2 separate regions of the Homo sapiens genome follow, and region 2 is linked to region 1. A link is a loop called in an ENCODE intact Hi-C map of the cell type or tissue named here. Cell type or tissue: IMR-90. All regions are shown on one strand. Links, peaks and the distances in the headings refer to the core of each region. The heading gives the core; the rest is flanking DNA.

The links. Hi-C counts contacts between places; a loop is a spot of excess contacts. Peaks named below come from ENCODE experiments on the same cell type or tissue, not always from the same donor. Only the 100,000 strongest peaks of a DNase experiment are listed, where the experiment ranks them.
Region 2: it touches region 1 in a loop (12-fold over the local background); 3 of 110 quality-filtered maps call a loop at or near these places.

What each region holds. Positions count from the first base shown.
Region 1 is chr19:5,889,183-5,897,749 of GRCh38, forward strand. NDUFA11 (NADH:ubiquinone oxidoreductase subunit A11) reads right to left here. Exons shown (of 4, transcript NM_175614.5): 2 at 7,723-7,815; 3 at 7,271-7,393; 4 at 5,493-5,672. The coding sequence ends at 5,560. Among named protein-coding and RNA genes, the nearest start is that of NDUFA11, 10 kb to the right of the region's middle. RefSeq lists an enhancer at 3,074-3,880 and silencers at 3,496-3,555, 4,122-4,322. In IMR-90, for the core only: a CTCF peak has its summit at 3,540 (motif pointing left); a DNase peak (open chromatin) is centred at 619; H3K27ac peaks cover 664 bases.
Region 2 is chr19:6,018,554-6,027,120 of GRCh38, forward strand. RFX2 (regulatory factor X2) reads right to left here. Exons shown (of 18, transcript NM_000635.4): 6 at 7,610-7,684. RANBP3-DT (RANBP3 divergent transcript) reads left to right here. Exons shown (of 4, transcript NR_046376.1): 3 at 1,283-1,390; 4 at 1,497-1,810. Among named protein-coding and RNA genes, the nearest start is that of RFX2-AS1, 40 kb to the right of the region's middle. RefSeq lists an enhancer at 1-334. In IMR-90, for the core only: a CTCF peak has its summit at 3,906 (motif pointing left); DNase peaks (open chromatin) are centred at 3,888 and 5,008; H3K27ac peaks cover 749 bases.

The sequences.
Region 1 (8,567 bases), core at 435-8,434:
CAAGACTCTGTCTCAAAAAACCAAACTAAACAAAAAAAAAGAAAAGAAAAAAAAAGAAACAAAAACAAAAACAAAAAACAACAAATTAACTGAGTGTGGTGGTGGGCACCTGTAATCCCAGATACTCGGGAGGCTGAGGCTGGAGAATCGCTTGAACCCCTAGGCGGCAGAGACTCAGTGTCAAAAAAAAAAAAAAAAAAAAAGTCTCATGGGACTCCCTTCACATATGTGGTCCGTCAGTGACCGAAATGCTGTTATACTGCACATGACTGTTTGCTGAATGAACTCTGAGTCTTGCCCCCGGGTCTGGAGGGCTTCTCTTCCCGTGCCTTCCCGCACTCCACTGCAGCCATCATCTCATGTGGGGAGAGTGAGAAGGACCCTGATCCCCCTCCGAGAGCCTATACCACCCAGGCAGCAAAGCAGGGCCAGGCAGGGTGCACAGCCACCCCCAAGTGGTTCTCAGGCCCCACCTCTGGACCTCCTACCCTTTGCAGACCTGGAGATTCATTCATTTGTTTATCCATTCATTCATTCCACACATAGTTCTGGAGCCCTGCTGCGTTCCTCGGCTGGGTGCCGGGGTGTAGGCAGAGGATATAACAGCCAGGATACGTCCCAGTCCTCAAGGAGGTGCACATAAATAACACACGTGATGGTGACGTGGGACTTAGAAACTGGCAGGGGCTACGGGCAAAACTAGAAGGCAAATGAGTGTGGAGTGCTGGTGGCCTGGGGACGGGGGATGAGGAGGTGGCTTGTGAGCTGAGAATTGAAGGAGGTGAGGGGTGAGCTTGGGGACATCTAGGGGACAGGCATTGCAGGCAGAGGGTATGGACTATGCAAAGGCCCTAGGGCAGGACTGTGCCAGGGGTTTTGGAGGAAGAGTGAGGAGGCTGGTGGGGCTGGAGCAGTGAAGAGGGGAGGGGAGGAGAGGGAGGGGAGGGAGAGGAGGGGTCGGGACACACAGGGCATAGTGGGCTGTAGAGAGGATTTGGGCTTTTCCCCCAAGTGGGGTGGGAGCCATGGAGGACTGTGGGCAGGGGAGGGGCGGGACCTGACTTAGGGGCTCACAGGCGCCTTCTGGCTCAGGGGGTAGCCGGGTGACCAGGGCAGAGGGGACTACGCTTGTCGTGATGATGGAATCAGACTAGAGGCAGATCTGGGACAGATTCTGAAGGCAAAGGGGCTCGAGATGCGGGGAGGGCGGGAGCAGCTCTTCAGTCCCAGGAGGGGCACACATCAGCCCCGTGGGGTCTTCTCAGCTGTGTCCCACCCCAATCATGTCAAACACATTTATAGGAGCCCACAGCCCACACTCAACACAAGTTTAAAGGAGTACAGTTGTGCTCAAGTTGGCAGCGAAAACACCTTCCTTTCTCAGTGAGGTATTTTCTTTTTTTTTTTTTTTGAGACGGAGTCTCACTCTGTCGCCCAAGCTGGAGTGCAGTGGCGTGATCTTGGCTCACTGCAAGCTCCGCCTCCCGGGTTCACGCCATTCTCGTGCCTCAGCCTCCCGAGTAGCTGGGACTACAGACGCCCGCCACCATGCCAGACTGTTTTTGTATTCTTAGTAGAGACAGGGTTTCACCGTGTTAGTCAGGATGGTCTCAATCTCCTGACCTTGTGATCCGCCCGCCTCGGCCTCCCAAAGTGCTGGGATTACAGGCGTGAGCCACCGCGCCCAGCCCTTAGTGGGGTGTTTTCGCTCCAATCTCCAAGACCACTAAGAAAGTCTTAAAGGAACAAATTGCCATTTTCCAAACAATAGCTATTCTTAGGAGAAGTAACACTTCTTTTAGCTACTGCCAGGCCCTGGGAAGTCACCTCCCGGGCCTCAGTTTCCTCATCTGTAAAATAGGACTAATGCCTAACAGAGCTCACGCACGGCTGCGCAGACTAAAATGAGCCAAAAATAATAATAACAACTGCACCTGCCTGGCAGGTGGGAAAAGCTTGATGTTCCCCACCCCCACCCCCCTTTTTTTTGTCTTGTGAATGTTTTCTTGGCTCACCCAAGAGCTTAGAGACCCCCGGCGGCGGGGCCTGGGTCAGCGCCAGCCCAGGCCAGCGTTATTTATTTATTTATTTTTGATACAAAGTCTCGCTCACTGTCTCCCAGGCTGGAGTACAGTGACATGATCTCGGCTCACTGCAACCTCCACCTCCCAGGTTCAAGGGATTCTCATGCCTCAGCCTCCCAAGTAGCTGGGATTACAGGTGCCTGCCACCACACCTGGCTTATTTTTGTATAGTAGAGACAGGGTTTCACTGTGTTGGCCAGGGTGGTCTGAAACTCCTGACCTCAAGTGATCCCCCAGCCTCGGCCTCCCAAAGTACTGGGATTACAGGCCTGAGCCACGGCGCAGGGCCAGGCCGGTGTTCTTGGAGCCTTGTCTCTGCTGGGGATGTGTCTCCAGGGATGGATTCTCGGGAAGCAAGTGTGTGCCCTGCAGCCCCCAGGCACCTCTCCTGGACCAGGAGGCCCCTGATCGCCCACTGCTCTCCCTCACAGCAGGCCTCTGCTGTTGCTGTGTGCTCTGCCTGGACCAGCCTCCCGCTGGGTACACATGGAAAAGCCTCTTCATCCTTGGGCCCTCTCTGCTGTGCCGCCTCCTCCTCTAGGAAGCCCTCCTAGCTCCCCAGGGAGGCTCTGCCCCTCCTCAGTTCCAGCCCTGACTGCCTGGGGCTGGGAAGGGCTCCATGAAGTTCAAGGTAAACTCAGGAAGGGTCCCCCACAGCCCCTCAGGGAGCCTGCTGGGACCGATGTTCCAGACGGGGGCCCTCTTGTGTGTGGGGTGGGAGTGACGTCAGCCCTCCACAACCTAGTAAATGTTTATGGGCCGGGGGGCCTCGGCTTTGGGGTTCCCTGGAGCCCAGCAAGAGACCACCCCCTCGTGTTCCATTCTGGGGGGCCCGTCCTGCAGGCGAGGTGGGGGCGCCTGGCAGGCCTGCGCCAACCCTGGCGGCTAGCCCGGAATGGGCTGGGTGGGCGGCGAGCACAGCTCCTGGTCTGAGCCGTCGGCTCCCTTGAACACAGGGAGGCACCTGGGGCTGGGAGGTGCGAAGGGGCGTGCGGCCTTTAAATTTCAAGCTCCACTACCCAGGGTGGGCCTCAGCGCGCGCATCCGTGGAAGAGGGCTAAGAGATCTGGTACAGGGTTTGGGCCGCACACGGGCCTGGAGGGCCGGGGAAGGGCTTGCAGGGGGCGGAGGCCTGCGTGGAACCAGTCCCAGAAGCGGCCATGGTGCAGGGCTGAGGGTGACCGTCGTGGGGACGTGGACTAGTCTTTCCTCCTGTCCAGCCTTCGGTGTCCTTGGCTGGAGGTTTGGGGCTGTATTGCCCATTCCTAGAAGCCATCACTTCCCGGCTGCGGTGGGCAGGATGCATGGGAAGGAAGGGGGATGAGGGACAGACAAGGCCTGGAGTGCGGAGGAAGGGATGGAATCTGACGCCTGTGGTCACCGCGGGGCTGGGGGCCTGGGGATGACCGCCCGGGTCCACACTGCCCAGCAGGCCGTGCTGTGGTGGGCGCTGCCCCCTGCCGGCCGCAGTAGAGACAGAGGCCGGTGCCCTCGAGTGGATGCGATGCCCGTGAGTGGATGGGATGCCTGCAGGGAGGTGGAATCGTCTTTCTTTGTGGGGCATCTCTGAGGGGCCCTTATTCCCATTTACCAGGTGGGAAAGCTGAGGCCTGGGTGCTGCCGTCCTCTGAGGACAGAACAAGGAAAGAATCAAGTTCTGGGGTTCGAACCCAGAGTGTTTAACAATGACTCTATTAGGGCTTGGACAGGTGTCAGGGCCCCTGCCCCTCTGGGTGCGGGGTGGGTGTGTCCGCCCTTTCTCAGGGAGCCCGAGGCCCGGGCACCCAGCTCCGGAAGTGGACGTGACCCTGAGCTGTTGCATGCCCCCCTTGTGCTGGAACACGCGTGGACATCTGTGCTCTCTCCAGAGAGGACTTCGAGGCAGGCGCTGGAAGAAGGGACCCAGAATCTCTGTACACAGTGGCTCATGCCTATAATCCCAGCACTCTGGGAGGCTGAGGTGTGAGGACTGCTCGAGGCCAGGAGTTTGAGACCAGCCTGCACAACACAGTGAGATCCTGTCTCTACAAAAAATAAAAATAAAAACAATTAGCTGGCTGTAGTGGTGCACACCTGCAGTCCCAGCTACCAGGGAGGCTGAGATGAGAGAGTCGCATAAGCCAGGAAGGTCAAGGTTCCAGTGAGCCATGATCCTGCCACTGCCCTCCAGCTTGAGAGACAGAGCAAGACTATGTCTCAAAAAGACGAATTTTTGGTAGAGACAGGGTCTCACTGCGTTGCCCAGGCTGGTTCCAAGCTCCTGGCCTCAAGCAATCCTCCCACCTCAACCTCCAAAAGTGCTGAGATTACAGGCTCAAACCACCAGGCCCAGCCTACAACATTTTTTAAAAAAATTAACCAGGCATAGTGGCGGTGGCCATAGTCCTGGCTACTCGGGAGGCTGAGGTGGGAGGATTGCTTGGGCCCGGGAGTTCCAGGCTGAGTTACTACTCGGGGGTGGACAGAGAAGGATATGAGGCTGAAAGTGAAGTTTGGCTTTTCACATCTAGGCCCCGCGGATGGGCTTGAGAAAAGGGAAGAGATGGGGCCGGATACGGGTCAGGAGGGCCATAGCCAGCCCTGCCGGTTCCTGCTGTCCCCGGCCCACCAGCAGGGCCCAGATCCATCCCAGCCAGGGCTGTGCACAGCTCCGCTCCCCTGGGTGGAGCCTGGAGCGCCCTAATTTGCAGCCCACCGCAGCATGTGGGAGCTTGCAGGCTTCCTCTCCAGCTGCCAGGGAGCATGAGCCAGTTCTGGAGAAGGGGCCCGGGGTGGTGCCAGCATTCCAGGGCCACCTAAATCACTGGCCTGACAGGTGGCAGGAAGGGATCGCAATTCTTTCCCTTGTCGCTGCCACCAGCCAGGTGCTGAGGGGGGTCCTGTCCCGCTCTGCCCTAGCCCCAGGGGCTGCGAGTGACCTGCCGGATGGGGACGGCTGCTGGACCAGCCTGTCCGGGGCTCTCCGCTCCAGTGCCCAGGAATTTGGAGACAGGGCCTGGGCGTGTTTTCCACATGTTGTTGGCTTTGGGGACAGGCCCAGAGAAAGGATGGCTCAAGATCTGCAGGGGGGTTGTGACCAGAGCCCACAGCGCTGAGGGAAGGGCTGTGGGCGGCAGGGCCCATTTTCCACTTGCTGGCAGGTCACTGGCACGCTCCTGCCCTGCCCTGGGAACTGGGGGAAGCAGAGGCTGGGGCGCATCCCAGCCGTCTCCCCTCCTGGGCTCCCGATGGCCCCAGCCTGATGCACTACCAGTTCTGTGGGGCCAGGCTGGTACCCTTGGCAGGGACGGCAGGCGGCAGGCAGGCGCGTGTGCAGGGGGCCTTATCTTATCTCCCTTCCTCACTCCCTCCCAGATCCGCCCTCACCGGCTGCTGTGTCGCCGTCATCAAGCCCTCCGGACACTGACACACACACAGACACAGAATTTATTTCTGGACGCATTCTGCAGGCTGGAGGTCCCGGCAGGCACAGGGCTCACACCTTGGGTTTTGCAAACACCTCCCAGCCCTCCAGCCGGCCCATCTTGACCAGGGAGGCCGCTATGCCAAAGTACACGCAGGCGGCGGCGCCAATCCCGTAGTTGTGCGCTGTGGGAGTGGGGAGGTGATGTCAGGCCCGGGTGGGGCTCGGCCGGACCAAGACGCTCCACGCCCTGGCCGGTGCCCACCCTGGGAGCCAGACTGAGACCCCTGACAGGACACTCTCTTCAGGGATTAAGTCACTCAGGAAGAGGGCCCTAGACTCTGGAGATGTGGAAACTGATGCACAGAGGGAGGCCGGAGTCCAGGTTGCTTCCCAGCAGGAACCCAGGCTGTGGGTCCTCATCCCGCCCCACACTGACTTCCCCCTGCGAGGACACCGTGCTGCCCCCAGCTGGGGCTGGGGCAAGGCTGGGCACCGGGCCATGGTGACACATCGGTGTGTCTCAGTCTCTCCTTTGCCCATGGATGCCAGGGCCAGGCCACGCATCTGTCCCGTGGTCTGTGTACCGAGGAGCCCCGACAGTGCCCCCACTTCTCCAGGCTCTCCTGCTCCGAAGCCTCCGGGCCAGAGGAGGAAGGAGGTGTGTCCCCACACACCAGGACCTAAAGGGACTCACACTCTTTGAAGAGAGACAGGGAGGCTGGCTTGGGGACAGGGAGCAGTTCCAGCCTGAGCTGGGCTACAGTCAAGACCTCAACCCACCTGCAACCTCTGACCAGTTCCAGTGGGAGCTGGGGAGGGACAAGGCCTCCCCAAGGTCTTGACGCAGAGACAGCAGTGACGGCGTACGCCCTGCCCTCGCACCCTCCCTCTCTGCCTGCCTGGAACCTGCCATTCATCACTCCCAACATGCCAGGCCAGAGCGGCTGAGCTGCAAGAGGGCTCGTTCACTCCTCCCGCTGGCCCTGAGGGCCCGAGCCTTGGCGGGCTGGGGGTAGGCCAGGGGCACAGGCGGGCACTGACGCTGAGCCCGGGCCCATGGGAGGGCAGGAGTGATGTCTGGCTCATGCTCCAGACGGGCTCCCCTGTGCCAAGCGTGGCCTTCTCCACCAGGGCTGCACCCTCTGATGGCTGCAAAGAAGGCCACTTGCTCCTCCAGGTGACCTCGGGCCACTTAATTCCCTCCCTGAGCCCTAATACCCTTTTCTGTAAAGTGAAGGTTGCGGGGGCAGCTCCCCTGCAGGGCTCCAGGTGCAGGGAGAGAGATGGCAGGGCGAGACTCCATCCATCCTCCTCTCTGACTCACAGGCCAGTGGCAGAGACAGGGGGTGACCTTGGTGACCTGTGTCCTCTGACAAGGCACACAGAAGGAAGGCGGCACAGAGCGAGGGCGGCGGGGATGCTGGCTTGTACACAGGGTGGTCAGGACAGTGAGGGGAACAGCATTCCACGCAGTGCACTGCCCATGCAAAGGCCCTGGGGCAGGACTGTACCTGGCATGTGGGAGGAGCAGTGAGGAGGCCCGTGTGGCTGGAGCAGAGTGAGGAGGGGAGGGTGGGGAGGGGACAGGGCAGGTCAGGGAGGGCCACAGTAGGTGCTTAAGCAGCAGCAGCAGCTGTCGCTATGACTGAAATGGCTGGTGTTCAAGAAGGCTGCTTTACTTCTTGTCCGGGATGGAACAGAGAGGGTGGAGGATGAGCAGAGGTCAGGGGTCATTCTGCCAGGCTGGGAGGAGGGTGGGGGTGGGGAGGGGGCCACTCACTGCGTGCTCCCAGAGTCAGGCCTCCGGCGCAGCCACCGAGGAAGTAGTTCAGGGGGTCGTCGGGCTTCTCGCGGACATGGGCGCTGATGCAGGTGGTGAGGCCAAACACGGCCCCGACAGCAGCTGCGGGGTAGACGGGAAGAGCAAGGGCCTCGAGACGGGCACAGCAGGAGCCTCTTGGGCGCTCACTGCCAGTGTCTGGATGGAGAGAGATGCCACGAGTCGGCTGCTCGCTGTGCATGGCAGCCTCCTGGCCCCAGTCCTGGAGCTGTTCTCCTGGGCCTCCCCACCCTACATGTATTCCTGATAAAGGAACACCCCACTTTCTCCGGATGGCCAGCACTGTGGACACGGGCTGGGGAGTCAGAGAGAAGAGGCAGCCGTCAAATGTGCTCTGAGAGCTGGGGCTGTGCCAGGAGAGGGCCCAGCCATGCCCAGCCCAGCGTGCTCACCTGCAGTGAACGTGTATTGTCCAACCTTAGCCACTCCTTCAAGGAAGGTGCCCGGAGGATTGAGTGTGACTCTGTAGGCAGCGGCGGTCAGGCCTGCGAGACAGAGGAGGGAGGCTGTTCAGACCCCACTGCTGCTAAGCCCTTGCTTGGCCGGGCACCCCACTGGGTGGTCTCCCTCCCTCAGTCCTCACGATGCCCCCCTTCTTTGCCCATAGTGTCCCCGGCTGCTGAGTGGCAGAGCTGGATTTGAACTCGGGTTTGCTGCTCCAAAACTGGGGGGCCTCTCACTTCCTTCCCCACTCCCCGCCAGGCCTTCCTTGGCCACTTTCTCAAGCCTGACCAGTACTGGCTCCTGCAGAGCACCTGCTGGGCGCCCATCAGCCATGCTGGCCCTGGCAGGGCACCGGCCGGCAGACGGAGACTCATCCACGTGGTGGACACAAGAACAGGCCTGAGACCTCAGTTCTGCGGCTGCTTCCAGCCTCACACCGCCAGCTCAGCGGCGCCCCCCACGGGCCCTGGCACCAGGGCCCCAGCTCCAGGTTCCCATCAATGGCTCTATTCTCCTGTGGGGCCCGGGGCTCCTGGGCCTAATCCCCCTTGGCAGTGGCTCTGCTTCCCTGCCTGGCTGCCAACGCCTCCTCCTTGCCACTCTCGACCCCCTCCTGCTGGCAGCTCGGGCCTGGGCTCGTCCTGCACACCTGGCTGTCTGGCTGCCGCCCCCGCCACCCAGCCTCGCCACTCCGGTCAGCTTTTCCATCTCTGCCATTTCCCAGGCCGCCTGGCCCCTGACATTGGCTTCTATGCATGAGGAGCTTGGGCCGGGGCCGGGCCCAGAACTCAGG
Region 2 (8,567 bases), core at 243-8,242, 130 kb after region 1:
GGGCTGAGTTCCATTTTAGGAAGGGGGAAGTTAAGTCTTGGGCTGGAGTTCAGGGTAGAGATTGGGACCAGATGTGTTACTTTGGAACCAAAGAGCTGAGGACAAAACCTCCAAGGGGTGGGAAGAGTCAGTCACCCAGCAGGGGCACTGCCCACGTGGGTGTTGAGGATGAAGAGGAGCAAAGCGTAAGCCTCGAAGTGTGGGTCCAACCTCACGTCCTGCCTCTGGGGCAAGCCAGGAGGGCTTCAGACCTCCTGACCACAAGCTCCCCTCCAGCTCTGCTCCTGCAGGTAAGTCCCGTGGCCAAACATCCCTCCTTACCAAAGGGACAGGAGTGGTTCCTGCCACAATCCCTGAGCTTGGATTCCGGTTCCCTGGCCGCCCCTGAATCACTCAAGTAGCCTATCACCTCCTCCTCAGCACCAGGGACCCCTCGCCCTCTTGCTACCACAAAGTCTGCCTCCTGCCGCCTGCAGGGCCCTGTGTGAAGTGCAGTGTCCCCCACCCCCCCGCCATGAGTGCAGGTGATCGTTAGCAGTTGCCATCGTTAGCAGGTGCCAATTTCATCCGTCCAGCATTGGGTGCCATGTGCTTGGCTGTGCCCATAACCACAGGGAGGGACCCCCGCCCTCTTGTCCTTTGAATAAGGGGCAGTTAAAACAAAGGACCCTGAGAAGGGCCCGGAGTGGAGACTTCATCTCTTCCTCACTTGCCTCTTTGGGAAAAGGGACATCAGAGTTTTCACTTTCCATCAAGTCATTCACACCCTTCATCTTCCGACTTTCTGGACTGGACTTTTTCCAATACAATGGAGGCAGTGTTGCTTTTTTCTCCTCCAAAGTCCGGCTCTGGCAGAGTGCTTGGACCCTTAAGAGCTTAAGAGCTCCGGAGTCTTCCCTGTATTTAATGCTATGAATACTATGAACCACAACCTTGATGTTGAAGTTAGTGTGTGAGTATGTGTGTGTGTGTGTGTGTGTGTGTGTGTGTGTATATACTTTTATATACTTTTTTTTTTTTTTAGAGACAGGGATATATATATATATATATATTTAGAGATAGGGTCTCATCCTGTCACCACCCCAGGCTGGAGCGCAGTGGTGCAATCATGGCTCATGCAGCCTCCAACTCCCGGGCTCAAGTGATCCTCCTGCCTCAGCTTCCAGAAGTGTTGGGATGACAGTCGGGAGCTGCAGTGTGGGCCCTGAAGCTTTTCTTCCCAGTGGCTTCACCGTCCGGATTTGTCATGTGTGCTGATTGATTTATCGCCTGTTCCCCGCAGACTATGCTCTCCCTGAGGGTGGAGACGGAGCCAGGTTTGCCCATGTGAGCATCTGCAGGATCCTGGAGATGTCTCAAGCCTGGCAGCAGAGAAAGACTGTCCAAGGAGGTAGATGGGGAGCAACAGAGGGTGTCTGGGTGAAGAAGCCAGAGGCTTCCCTTGGTCATTCTGAGGCTGGGGGCACAGGTGCCACTTCTTAGACTGTCCTCCACAGGCAGCAGGAGCCAAGGCCAGTGACACCACATCTCAAGGAGCCAAATGACGATGCGGATTTTCAGGCTAAAACTGTGAGGCCAGATTTTGCGGGCGGTGAGCTGGAAGGAGCACTGGACTAGGAGTCCTGAGAGGTTAGAGTATAAGACTCCATCCACCAGGAGGACATACTGGCTCACACATAAAAAGAAAGTTTTGGAACAGATGATCCTTCTGCTGTTTACCCCCGAACCCCCAGGCTATTTAAGAGTAGAATCCTTTGCTTGGGTAATTACGTTGACATTGACACTAAAAGGATGCATAGTTGTCTTGACAGCAAGTCCTTCTTGCTCAACATCAAGAAACCACAGAGAAGACTGAAGCGGCTGGAACAGTCGCGTCTATTTCCTCCCTCTTCTGTGTTGATGAACTTCTGGGAGGAGAATGGGGTTAGAACCGAAGTATGGCTTGCAGACTCTGTTCAGGGTCTACGCCTCACCAGCAGGCTGGGAGCCACTTATGCACCGGGCCTTCCCATCCCTCGGTGCTGGAGCCCACACCTGGCGGCACGTCAGACTGCGGCAAGCATCACAGGTCAGTTCCGTGAAACCGACCACGAGGGTCCAGCCGCTCCAACCACACTCGCCCACCTCCCCTGCTCTTGAGGGCTCGGGTACCTTCATGCCAGGAAAGGCAGCAGCTGGACGGAGTCACCTTTCTGGTTTGGGCATGTTCTGCAGTCTGCTTTGTCTGCTGATATTTGCATTCTTTCTGTGTCAATATCAAACACAAATAAGCAGAACGCTTTCCAAGGAAATGTACATGTGTACCCACATTTGCCACAATCTGTCAGGACAGCACACTTCTTGATGAAATGGATCAAATCATTCCTTTTAAGGAAAAAAAATCCCGAAATGCCAGCGCCTCCCTCTCCCCGGCCCCCCAACAAAGGCCTGTGGTTCTGGGCTCTTTGCAGGCACAGCCCCTGTGGACAGATATCCTCACCTGCCGGTGGGAAGGCAGGGATCATGCCCACCTACCTGGCCCCCTTTGTCTCCTAAGATACTTGTTTCTATTCCTGGGGGCAAATTTGCCTGACACTGGCTCCTGGTGGTGAGTTAGAGTCTCACCGGGCCATACACTAGCAGCTCGGGCAGCTATTCCAACCGTCCAGGTGTGCCCTGTGTTGACATAATCCGACTTGGAACATCCACCTTTTCACCCATTCCACAAATATTTACGAGAGCTGGCTCTATGCCAGGCCTTGTTTAGGTGCTGGGGATGCAACGGCGAATAAAAGACAAAAACCCCTGCCCCCTGGAAGCGTCCGTTCTTGTCTGGCAGAGACCCACAATAAATAAGTAAAATGAACCGAATGAGGGCTGATGCCGAGTGCCGTCAGAGAAATTCACCTGGGAAAGGGGATGGGGTCGCCGCCACGGAGGGACTGGAGGGAGGACTGCAACGGTATAGTAAGTTGAGGTGGGGTGGGGGTGTCAGGCAGGGCTCACTGAGAAAGTGCCCACTGAGTGAAGACTCAGAGGAGGTGAGGGGGAGCCTGGGGAAGAGAGCTTCAGGCAGAGGGCCCCACAGTGCAAAGGCCCTGGGGCAGGTCCGAGCCTGGTGCATTGGAGGAATAGCGAGGAGGCCCGTGTGGCTGGAGCACAGTGAGGAGTGGGAGAGAGCGGGTCCTGCAGGGCCTTGTGGGCCATTTTGACAACACTCGGTTCTACTTGGAGGGCCAAGGGGAGCCCTGGAGGCTTCCAAGCAGAGCAGTGTGGCGATCTGACCTGGGTTTTAGCAGGATCACTCTGGTGGCTGCTGTGAGAAGGGGCTGGAGGCTGGGTAGGGGTGGGTGCTGACGGCTGGCTAGGAGGTGGCCGAAAGAATCCACAGGGACAGTGGCGGCTCGGGAAGTAGTCGAAGTGGAGGAGGTGGGGGGTGCCACCTGGTTCTGGATCTTTCTTGAAGGTGAGGTTGAAGAGCATCTGGGGGTGGGCATGAGAGGAGCAAGGAGGCGAGGACGCAGTGGGGTTGGGGGCCGAGCGCCTGGAAGATTGGCTGCCCCTGCCTCAGATGGGACCGTGGGCGGGAGGCGCAGGGGTTGTGGGAGGCGCAGGGGTTGTTGAGGGTGGAGGCCACGCACTGAGCTAAGACACTAATCCGAGGCAGGCAGGAATTCCAAGGGAAAACAGCGGCACTTCTGGACAGAGGCCCCTTCTGAGGAGCTGCCGGCTCTAGCAACCCCACTGTGGCCTGCAGGACAGCACGGCCATCGTGCCAGGCTACACAGGTCACCAGCTGAAGGCTAAATGACCTTTGACAATGTGTGTTTCTTGATTTCAAAGCAAAAAGTCACATAACCCAAATACGACTCTTCCACACGCAGCTCTCTCCCGCAGGGTGTGCAAGTGATGTGTTTACTTTAGCAGACAGCGCCACCTCATGGTGACAGAGACTCGGTGAACCTGCTACGGGGTCCCGGTCGGCTGGTAGCCTGAGGGCAGCCCGGTGGCCCCCAGGGGCTGAGGCCGCCTCTTCTGCTCAAGTCGGTGGCCTGCCACACCCGGTCGGGTGAAGACATGTTTCATCCCCAGCCCCGGCTCCGTCCCCTTCCCTCTGGAAGAGCTAATCCCCATTTTCACGGCGCCATATCATGCCCTTTTCCAGTTTGGACACTGCTAGGGGGCCTCCTCCTCCCTGGGAGTTTCCACGCCAGGCTGACCATCAGCTGGCTGGAAGGTTCTTCCAATGTGCAGACCTCCAGGCCCTGCAGACCCCCTGGGTCCAAGCCCCTAGAGGGGAGGCCTGGGAAGCTCCTGTTGACCGGCTGGGTCTGGACAATGCTGTCTCGTTTTACCAGGCTCCCAGCACCTGAATACACCTTCCCTCCTGAGACAGCGCAGAGGAGGGAACCAGCTCCGCGGAACACGTGGCCAGCTCCGCTCAGAGATGTCTGTGAGGGGTTCCCTAGGTGGGTTTCCCACGTCTTCCACCTTCTGCCCTCAAATGCTAAGCTCCCTGGAGTGACTTTTCCTCCTTTTTTACTCCCTATGTTCGGCACTGACCTGGCCAGAACCCTGCACACGGTAGACGGTGGTCTGACGTCACCAGCTGGCAGCAAGGAAGAGGCGCACAGGCCCTGCTGCTGGGGCGACCTGCCTGGGGCTGTCTGAGAAGGGAGGTCTGGGAGGCCACTGGGAAAATGGGTCTCCAGGGCCCAGCTGCTCCCACACACTTGGCTTATCTGCCACAGGGTCAGGCTGGCAGGGGAGGTGGCACTGTGGCTGTGCCCCCGCCTGACCTGCAGAAGGCCGCTGCCCACCACGACCTCAGTCTCAGCCACAGGCAGCCCTGGGGACAATCGTTGCAAGGGCACGTCACCCCGTCCATCAGCAGATCACGTGCTTTAACTCCTCTCTTCCTCTCTGGCTCTCACATTTGCCAAAACAAGATCTAAGTTTATTCTGCCCGTGTGTGTGGTGAACTTTTTAGAAAGATCTTATTTTACTTCCTTTGCTTCGAGTCACCAAGCCCGGAATCTTACTGATCACAGCTCATGACAGAAGGAAACAACTCAACAGCGAATCATCAGTGAGTAAAAGAAACGAGAGATTTTACCTTCAGCTCGGGAATACGAATCTTCATCGGGGAAGCGACCTGAGAAAGTCTGCCTTTCGGATGAAGTGTTAGAAAGCAGGAAGGATCCCAGCAGCCAGAGACAAGCGGCTCATGCATTTTCCCATAGACATTTTTTCTTTTTTTTTTTTGAGATGGAGTCTCGCTCTGTCTCCCAGGCTGGAGTGCAGTGGCGCAATCTCAGCTCACTGCAACCTCCGTCTCCCAGGTTCAAGCGATTCTCCTGTCTCAGCCTCCAGAGTAGCTGGGACTACAGGCATGTGCCACCACGCCCGGCTAATATTTGTATTTTTGGTAGAGATGGGGTTTCGTCATGTTGGTCAGGCTGGTCTGGAACTCCTGACCTCAAGTGGTACACCCGCCTTGGTCTCCCAAACTGCTGGGATTACAGGCGTGAGCCACCGTGCCCAGCCCATTTTCCCATAGACATTTTAACTCTCCCGTGGACTTGCTGCCTGTCCAGGCTCTGCACCCCCATCCTGCCTGGGTCACGCAGCCCTCTCGCCCAGGGCTGATACCCTGGACCCGCATGGGTTTGCGTTCAGGCTGAAGATGGCCTGATCCTTGCTGAATGGGGAATGGTATTCTGCACATTTTCCCATGTATGTGCTCTGAGTTTAAGACTGGGGGCTGGGGAGATCCTCTCTCCAAGCACGTGTGGAAGACTCCCTTCTCCCTGAGTTCATCTACAGGGAGGATGTCATCCAGCAGTGACAGATGACAGGATGACCATGTCCTACCCAGCCTGGAGAGGGGCGGGGCACTGAGCAGGGGTCTGGCATGGTGTTTGTTTTGTTTTGTCTTTTTTGCTTCAAGACAATCGGCAGAAGGAAATATTTCTGCCATTTCTTCTAGTGACCAGCCCCCTGAGGCAAAGGGCAGAGGCCTCGTCAGGGGCTGCGGTGAGCAGGTGACCACACCTGTACCTAACCCATAACCCAGGTTTCTGGACCTGTCCTACATCACTTTCTGCCCCCAGAATCACTCACTGCCTTTTGATAACGCCTCATTTTACACATCGGCCAGCACAGAAGTCAGGATGGAATCACAGTGAGGACGGGAGTGAGGACGGGATCACGGTGAGGACGGGAGTGAGGACGGGATCACGGTGAGGACGGGAGTGAGGACGGGATCACGGTGAGGACGGGAGTGAGGACGGGATCACGGTGAGGACGGGAGTGAGGACGGGATCACGGTGAGGACGGGAGTGAGGACGGGATCACGGTGAGGACGGGAGTCAGGACGGGATCACGGTGAGGACGGGAGTCAGGACGGGATCACGGTGAGGACGGGAGTCAGGACGGGATCACGGTGATGACTGGGGTCCACTGAAGGGGACTTCTTCTCTGATGTCTGAATTCTCAAGAGAATGTCAGAGCCCAGTTTAAGTGCTAGAGAGCAACTACTAGAAGGACATTCTGACTTCGATGGCCCGTCCCAGTGTTAAGATGCCGAACACATTTCCAGCTATGTGCAAAACCGAATCAAGAGCGTTTGGGGAGAAGTGAAAGCGATGAGTCTGAGGGGGCCAGAGCTTTCCTTCTCTGTTGTCCCTGGAAATAAAGACGGAGCCTGCCACGTCCCCCAGTCCCATCCTGCTACAGGGCTGTGCAGAGCTGAGATGCCCCCAACCTCCTGTCATGGGGACTGTGATCACGGTCTTCTCCCAAGAGACAAGGGGAGGAGAAAAATCCTAGACGCTAAAATCTGTATGAATTAGCTGCTTTATGCTTTTCTCAAATTACTGTTTCTTTCCAAGAGAGGATCCCAAGAAAATTAGCTAAGAGTCTAAGGCATTCCCGATCCTATGTCATTTTCTCTCTTTTTTGTTGCTGTTGCTGATTTTTGTATTGTTTTTATTTTTCATATATAACTATACTGCTTATCACCTGCCAGGTATTGTTGAAAGTATTTTACGTACATTAAATAATTTACTCCCTATGACAACCCGAGGAGGTAGGTGTTGTTATTATCTACCTTTTACAAATAAAGAATCTGTCTTGATTTCTCCTTCATTGCTGAAGGGTATTTTTTGCTGGATGTAGGATTCTAGATTGGCTTCCCCTCAACCACCTTTCACAAATGACACTTTAAAGGTGTCATTTTATTGTCTTCTTCTTTTTTTTTTTTTTTTTTTGAGATGGAGTCTCACTCTGTTGCCCAGGCTGGACTGCAGTGGCGTGATCTCGGCTCACTGCAACCTCTGCCTCCCGGGTTCAAGCGATTCTCCTGCCTCAGCCTCCCAAGTAGCTGGGATTACAGGCGCCCACCACCATGCCCAGCTAATTTTTCTATTTTAATAGAGACGGGGTTTCACCATGTTGGCCAGGCTGGTCTCAAACTCCTGACTTCAAGTGATCCACCCGCCTTGGCCTCCCAAAGTGCTGGGATTACAGGTGTGAGCCACCGCACCTGGTTGCCTTCATTTGTCTTAAAAATGTCTATGCAGGTTACAAGCAGAGCAGGGACAGGTTGCCAGGTCAGACGCACACTTACATGGCTGTTGAGTAAACCGCTTTTGTGTGATGTGATTCCTTCGCTTTTTTGGAGGTTTTCAATCGCCATTTCAAGCTAAAGAAAATGTGTGCAGAAACAAAACAAAACAAAATGGAAAAAAAAAAAAAGGAAATCAGATGGTTAGCATCAGCCAAGATTTGTTTTTATTAATATCCAAATAATGATTCGAGCTCCTACAAAATAAAAATGAGGCTCCACGCAGGCAGGGCGGGGGTGAGTTAAATTGTGCATGAAAGCTGCGGTAGGGAGTGTTGCTTCGCACACGTAGGTAAGCCCGAGAGCCCGTCCAACAGAAGCAGCAGAAATCATGTTGTAAAAACTTGCTACTGAACTTTAACCTGGCATATGTGTGTGCACGCCGTAGCATTAATATGCAGCCACTGCATCCATTCCAGTGTCAGCCAAGCCAGCATCATAGTCACCTGCTCCTTTCCCCACGCCACATCGATGGGGAACCAGAATGAAAGCAAGGAGAGATGGCAGCCTTGACTCCCCAGCCAGGCTGTCCTGTCGCAAATCCCAGGGTCTCCCCGCTGCTGGAGGCTTTGGGAAAATAGCAGCGAGGCCAAAGACTCAGACCCTGCCACCAGGAGGCCGTAGGATCCAGGGCCACTGGACACTGTCTGGCGAATGTTTACCCAGTGGGAGCTGTGCGAAGAAGATTTTTGGAAAAGAGAAAAGAGTTTTGGAAGAAAGAGTTGGGCAGCTAACAGCAGAACTTCCTGGAGGAAGGGGCTTTTGAGTTGGATCCTGAAGGACCTGATGGAGGTGGGGAGGGAGGTGGGCGGCAGGTCCACGCGATGGAGGAGGCACACAGCTGTGCGTGGCCACTAAGGCATTCGCACGCATTTGGTTTGTCCTAGACTCGCACACGGAAAACAGCGACGTAAAATCTGCTGCAGCCCACCCTGACGACCAGAGGACTGAAGCGGGAGGA